Linked DNA regions of Homo sapiens: region 2 is linked to region 1. The links are chromatin contacts, found by Hi-C or POLR2A ChIA-PET in ENCODE. All regions are on one chromosome and are shown on one strand. Each heading gives the region's core, a stretch centred on a gene start or an enhancer-like site at or near the end of the contact. The rest is flanking DNA. Distances are from core to core; before and after follow the strand shown. Region 1 overlaps NAV2 (neuron navigator 2). Region 2 overlaps NAV2 (neuron navigator 2).

Region 1 (3,423 bases), core at 268-2,767:
TTACACTGGGTAGACTTAACTACTTGCATAGGTCTTATTTTCTTTTGGCTTTGTGCTATTGCCTCACTAACCTTTAGCAAAGTTCTTTCTTGCATTTTTCATTTTTACATTTTCATTGCTGTCTTGTTTCTGCTAAGCTAACAGATTCTTCCTTAGACTGGCAATATTAAAAAGAAAGTGTCCCTTTGAGGTCTAAATAGGGAAGCAGAGGGAATACAAGACAAAGAGGTGCTCTGAGGGAGAAGTTGGCTCACCTTGCCCTAGCTGGAGAATCATCTTTTAGCTCTTTGTCTCCTTGGCACTTGCAGAGCTTGGTGGTACTTTATGTGGAGGAGAGCACTGTCCTGTTCAGAGGAAGGGCGAGCACTATTAAAGCTGCCTAGAGAGGCACCTGAGTGACGTGCCCAACTGCCCTTACTCCACCCTAGCTTTTGTCCTTAACCTCAAGCATTACAGTCAAACATCAAGGTGAAAGAAATTGTATCCAGTGCAGTCTTTTGCCCCCTTTGGGAGTCATTTTCTTGATCTACTGTGTAATTTAAAAGAGCCTTCAGAAGAGGAGACACAAAAATCCCTCTAATGTGTGAAACTAATAACCTTTAATGCTGAAGCCATCCTTTTTTCACAGAGAAGAAGAATGCCACCATGTTTGTTTGTCTCTAAATATGGATACATTTCAAAACCAATGTGTGAACTTATGGTTCTGCTATATATCCTTTCTCTAAAATACAATAAACCTGGCTTTTTGTAACAAGGAGTAGAGAAAAAGAGAAAATATATCATTTGGAAAGATGAAAGATCTATTTGATTAGTCTTGTCTCAGGAATTGAAAATGACTAGTTGATGTTCATCCGATCTTCAGATGATAAATCTCAGCATTTCTCTTGCTTCCATCTGTTACGTGGAAACTATCACACATACATGAATTCAGTTTCATTTCAAGGATCATTGGGAGGGAGAAGTATTTACCTTTCTGGGTGCTCTCATAATAGTCATTTTTATCAAGCTCTCATCTGTAGTCAGGACTTAGTTCGGTCATCCCTTAGTTTAAGGTCCGCTTTAAAAGTTTATGTCCTCCAAGTTTAGGTATTTGACAGTGTTCAACAGCATGAGAAGATACATATATTTTGGGATAAATGAAACTAACATTTCTGTGAGCATATGTAGCCCATGTTCACAATGTGAAGTGCAAGCATGGAGTGCTGAGGAGAGAGACCCTGAACAGTAAAGCCTGGCAGCTCATGTAGCTGCAACTACTTACTGAGGAGTTTCTTGTGAATGTGCACTTGGCTGCCTCTCTGGGCCGAGGACATGACATCCTCAGGCTTCAGTGACTCTCGCAAATAAAGTGCTTGTTTCTTAGCTGCAGCTTGCCTTTGTGATTCCATCAACGTGTGCATTTCATTAGGGTACCAGTGTGTAGCCCACGTGCCAGGGAGCCGTCTTCTCCTGATGAAGGTGTCGGGGTTGCAATGAGAATATTTGAGACAATGGTCATGGTATATCTACTTGGTGGTGAGAGTGACACATGGGCCATTTGCAGGTGTCACACCCTGTGGACGAATGGTCATGCTACACGGTGGTTTGTGCCAAGGCCTCATGGACACAGTTCACATTCTTAGTGTCCTAGGAGCTCCTGCCATGATTCCTTAGCAGTGGTTATGCTTGTTTTTATGATGGCAAGGCTCCCCAAACTTTGTGGACAATGCACAGATAACAACTGCTGATGGAAATCAATGGCCTGGCCTGCTTCCTTCATAAGAGCAAAGGTAAAGGCAGCCTCTTAACATCTAATGCTCCCTTTGCCTTTTTCAGAGTTGGAGAATCACAGCATTTTTCTGAAATGTGGAGTGGGAAATCTAAATGTGGAGTGGGGAAGCTATAATTACATAGCTTGGAAAAAGAAAAGTTTAAGAAAAAAAAAAAAAAGTCCTTTGGCTCCAGGACAGCCTAGGACTGTAAGTCACTGCTGCCCCCTACTGCCCAAGTTTTGTGTGTGTTTCCTAGAGGATCCTTGGTTTCTAGCCTGGCATTCTCAGGCACTGTGCTTGGGAGGATAATAACTTGCAGACTGTCTAAATGCTTTCTTCCAGACAGGGCCTCCCCACATTTGTTTCCTCAATTTAGGAGAATGTATGTGAAATGGAGAAAACCCACAGTGTGGGTGTGATCAGGTTCATGTGGCCTAGTGGAAAGACTTTCTCTTGAGTGGTGAGGAACTGACAGCAGGCCTGAGCTAAAATTGGTCTTCACAAAGCCGTCCACCCACTCACTTGGGCAGGCAGCCAGCTGGTGGATTCAAGGATCAGGTTTAGCCCTAAGGAGAAGGATTTTTGAAGGCACTAGTTGATTTTTGCTGCAAAAAGGTTATGCTAGATTTGGTTCCATTTTTAAGAGGCAAATAATTCTAAACCAGACTGTATAGTGTGGAATAAATGATTCTCTCCCTTATTTATTATACATTCATGTACTTGGAATTCAGTCCTTCATATATTCATGTGTCTGAGGTTATTTATTGAATGTCTTCTATGTACCAAGCATTATGCCAGTCACTGAGTATTCAAAAGTGAAAAAGCAGATTATTTCTGCCTGCATGGAACTTAAAGTCTGATGGAAGAGACAGTAAACAAATGCAAACAGTATCATTACATTTTGTGGTAACTGGTCTTATAAAAAAAAAAGAGGGGTACTATGAATGAACTTAATTCTCTGGATTAGGTAGAAACTTAATTCTCTGGACTAGGTACAACCTCTTCAGGGTGAGACCCATAGCCAAAGTTTGCAGGGTCCATTGTGCCCATGATCCCCATTCTCCCACACAATGGTTGGAAATAAAGGATGTTTTTGAAAACAGTTTTATGGACAGAAACCAGTTCCCTTGCACAAATGAAGATCTATATCCTGAACTAGCTTTTTTCTTCTCTCTCTGGACATAGGGAGTAAAAGTAAAAAAAAAATACAGGGAGGCAAACTTTGGCTCCATATGTATATTGTGAAAAGAACTTTTCACATTTGTCTTCTCACAGTTGAATAGGCTCTCTTGAGAGTAGTGAGTTCCCTGACCCCAGAGGTATTCAAATAGAGGCTGGAATATCACTTGCTAGGGATGCTACAGGTGAGGTTTCTTACAATAGCCGGTAGGTTGGAATAGATTTTCTCTCAGATTGCTTGCAAATCTAGCATTTAATTACCCCAGGCAAGGGTAAAGTTGGTGTGATTTGTTCTGGAAGAGTCTCCTCCACCTCAGTAATTTCACACATATCCCCACAGTTTATTAGAGTTCCCAAAACCCCACCTTTGGATTGGTTCCCTTAAAAGTATTCATTCATTCCAAAAATGAGCTTTATTTTTGAGGGTGCTACTTGTACTCTAGGATTCATTTGTATGCTGGAAAAAGGCTGCATCTTACGTGGATATGCCTGT
Region 2 (3,423 bases), core at 306-2,805, 130 kb after region 1:
TGTTTTTTTTTTTTTTTTTGTTTGTTTGTTTGTTTTTGAGACAGAGTCTTACTCTGTTGCCCAGGCTGGAGTGCAGTGGTGTGATCTCAGCTCACTGCAACCTCTGCCTCCCGGGTTCAAGCAATCATCCTGCCTCAGCTTCCCAAGTAGCTGGGATTATAGGCATGTGCCACCACCCCCGGCTAATTTTTGTGTACTTTTAGTAGAGATGGGGTTTCACCATGTTGGCCAGGCTGGTCTCGAACTCCTGACCTCAGGTGATCCACCCGCCTTGGCTTCCCAAAGTGCTGGGATTACAGGCATGAGCCACTGTGCCCAGCCCTCGATTAGCAAGTATTTATTGAGCACTTGCTACATATCTGCTACACCACAGCAAACAAATGAGTAAATGCAACAGGGTGACGTGACAGAGTGTGACAGGCTTGATGGCTGGTGGGGTGGTTTTCCTGAGAAGGTAACTCTTCAGCTGAGATCTGAAAGATGAGAGGAGGCAGGGGCAAGTGTTCAGAAAGAGGGACAAGCAACAGAAAGCCTCAAAGAGAGCAATCTTGGCTTAGAAGGAACAGAAGTGCATGTGATCAGAGCCACTCGCAATGGAGAGGGGTGCAAAACAGGACTGGGGTAGGAGGCAAGCTCAGAGGGTCTTGAGGGGCCATATAGAGAGTTTGGACTCTTAATTACCTGAGAAACAACTCAAGGGTATTAAGCAGTAAAGTGACAGGATATTCTGACTGCTGCGGGCGGATGGACCATTAGGGAGCAGAAGCAGACCACAGAGACCAGCTGGCCTTTTAGCAGTAATCCAGGCAGCATTGACCGCACCATGAACTGCAGGGTGGCAGTGGGGGCAGAGAACTGCACATTTGGATATGTTTTGGAAGCAAGGTGATAGGACTGGGTGCTGGATTAAACGTGGTGGTGGTATTGGCAGGTGGGGAGATGGTACAAAAGAAAAAAGAAAGAAAGAACCATTGCTAGGAGACTGGACTTAGGCAGCTTGGGACTGACCTCATTCGGTTGGAGGGTTGGGAAATGAAGAACATCTATTTTAGATGTATTTGGGGATATTATTAGAGTTAGAGCTGCTAACCAAGTTGACAGGTTTCTCCTAACTGTTGCCGCTCTCCCTCGCTCGGCGTTTCATTCCAGGAGTGAAGTCTGCAGAAGTCATACAGCAGCTCTGCCCTCTGACCCGACAGGTGCCTGCTGCGGAGTCCTTCCCTGCATGCTTTTAGCTCTAGTCCCCAGACTCACTGCCCCTACTCTGCCACTAGGCCTGGGAAGGAACAAATTGGTTTCCATAAAATTCTCAGGATGAAGTTGAGAATGGGGTAGGACATGGGTAGTGTCTGTAGCCACCCCTGCTATGGAAGCACTTAGTTTGGGGAAGGTATCTGTCAGCCTCTTCACCCAGCTTCCAATCCCAGACAGCAATGATTGATGTGGAGATGAGTCACATCTGAGTCAAGAGAGCTTTGTCCGGGGCTTCATGGCACAGATTGGATCTTTTCGGGGATGGTGTTTGTCTGTCTGTGTCATCAGCCTGAGCTGGAACAGCCTGAGGTTTTGGTGCTCAGGATGTGTGTTTGTCTTGGCAGCTGGGACGACAGCAGCTCCGTCAGCAGCGGCATCAGCGACACCATAGACAACCTCAGCACTGATGACATCAACACCAGCTCCTCCATCAGCTCTTATGCCAACACACCTGCCTCCTCTCGAAAAAACCTGGATGTGCAGGTGAGGAACACAGGCCCTCCCAGGCTCCTCCAGCAGCCTCTGGCAGCAGGGAACCTTGGGCTTGTGGGGTAAGAGGGCCATTTGGGGCAACCAGAATCTCCAGGTTGATGAGATGAGGCCCAGCCTCCTGCCGCCTCTGCTCTCACCTCCTGACCCTGACCTGTGTCCACAAGGGAGGGGTCAGGCAGCGGATGGTGGACACGGGAGTAGGGAGGCTTCACCACCCTCACTGTGTGGACTTGATGAAATCACTCTTCCTCCCTGGACCTCGGTTTCATAATTTGTTTAAAAACAAACAACAGAAAAGGATGTGGGACTTTAGCAATTTTCAGCCCAGAGTGTGTGTCTCTTATTTGCCGCAGCAAGCCACTGCTATCCAGGGGCACGTGTCTAATCCCTGTAGGAGGATGGGGTGGAAATAAAGATTGAGAACCCTGGACCGGAAGGCCGGGATGTCCTGACCTGTGGTTGAGAACTCTGTCTCTGGGTTACATTCCCCTGCTGACGTGTTTTATTTGGCCCACAGTGTTACCCTTCTTTTAAACTAGATTCCCTGTCAAATTTTTAGAATTATATTATTTCACATGAAAATGTCTTCCTGGTTGCTCTTGAGAAAAACAAAGATATTGCTTCCTTGAGCCTACATTCTCCATGTGGTGACAATCAACAGATGTCCCAGTATCCAACCCCTTAGACCTGCCACTCCTGCTCCAGTGTGCACAGCTGCTACCCTGCTGGCCAGCTGTACTCCTTAAATTACCTGCCTGACCCCAAGGCACTGGAGTTTTCCATTCCTACTTTAAGGCTTCAGATTTCATGTTTCAAATGTGGTGTAGTTTCATGTGGACACGTTCACTGACCCTCAGACCATTCCTTCATGATTGGCAAGGGATGGTTCTGAAAGGCCCATTTTACTAGTGGAAACGTAAAGTGCTGTCCTCACAGCTTGTCCCCAGTTTGGGACTGACCAGCACCAGAACTGGCCAGCTGTGGTGGCATTGGCGTCGTAGGCTGGAATCTTTTTCATGATTGATCCCTCCCATTTGCAGGCGCCACCCCTCCCCACCCCCCATCTTTGGCGAACCCTTGGAGAAATCTGTTTGGGACAAAGTCTCTCAGAGCAACCTTGCGGGGAGGCAGAACTAGCACTGCCCCGTCTTTCACTCCCTTCCATAACCTCTTCCTTTCTCAGCAGTGCTTTACTTCATACAGATAGGAGCTGATTTGGAAATCTATTTTCTTTTAAAGGTATCTCTTCTTTGACAATAGGGCTAAAAAAAAAAAAAAGGATGTATCAGAGTGTGGGAGTAATTCTGTCCCACAGAAATGGAAACGTTTAATGCCTGATGAAATACATTAGGTGTTGCCCCTGGGATTCCCAGTTACTTCTTGTATTCTTCATTTGAGCCAGACTTTCTGATTATTGTTCAGAAACCCAACCTAGTGACAGTGGGTGGTGGTAGTTGTTTTAAGAAACAAAAACTACCCATATGACTAGAAAGGGGGCCATGGGTAATGCTCTGTATGTTAATCTGAGCAGTGGCTATGTAAGTATGTTAATTTTCTAAAATGTATTCAAGCTATGTACTTAAGATTTGTGTACTTTACTGTACAAAAACCAAACAAACAAAACCTAAGCCACACTTCACAAGCCGATCACTGTTTCATCAGTGATTAGACGCAAGT

What was found. Hi-C counts contacts between places; a loop is a spot of excess contacts on that map. ChIA-PET counts read pairs that join two places held with the same protein, here RNA polymerase II (POLR2A). Pooled maps may share reads with other maps.
Region 2: a loop to region 1 is called in a map of Caco-2, with 8 times the contacts of the local background. The contact joins two enhancer-like sites. A Hi-C loop is called at or near these places in 1 of 168 maps with a recorded cell type or tissue (Caco-2) and 2 of 50 pooled maps. POLR2A ChIA-PET finds 5 or more read pairs at or near these places in 2 of 52 experiments (HepG2 and PC-9).

The regions. Positions count from the first base shown.
Region 1 is chr11:19,901,739-19,905,161 of GRCh38, forward strand. All of the region lies in intron 6 of NAV2 (neuron navigator 2), which reads left to right. Among named protein-coding and RNA genes, the nearest start is that of NAV2-AS3, 78 kb to the right of the region's middle. Within about 2 kb of position 1,518, at least 2 of the 41 ENCODE cell types and tissues checked have a DNase peak (open chromatin) inside an H3K27ac peak, as active enhancers do.
Region 2 is chr11:20,034,361-20,037,783 of GRCh38, forward strand. NAV2 (neuron navigator 2) reads left to right here. Exons shown (of 38, transcript NM_145117.5): 12 at 1,599-1,737. Among named protein-coding and RNA genes, the nearest start is that of NAV2-AS2, 13 kb to the right of the region's middle. Within about 2 kb of position 1,556, at least 8 of the 41 ENCODE cell types and tissues checked have a DNase peak (open chromatin) inside an H3K27ac peak, as active enhancers do.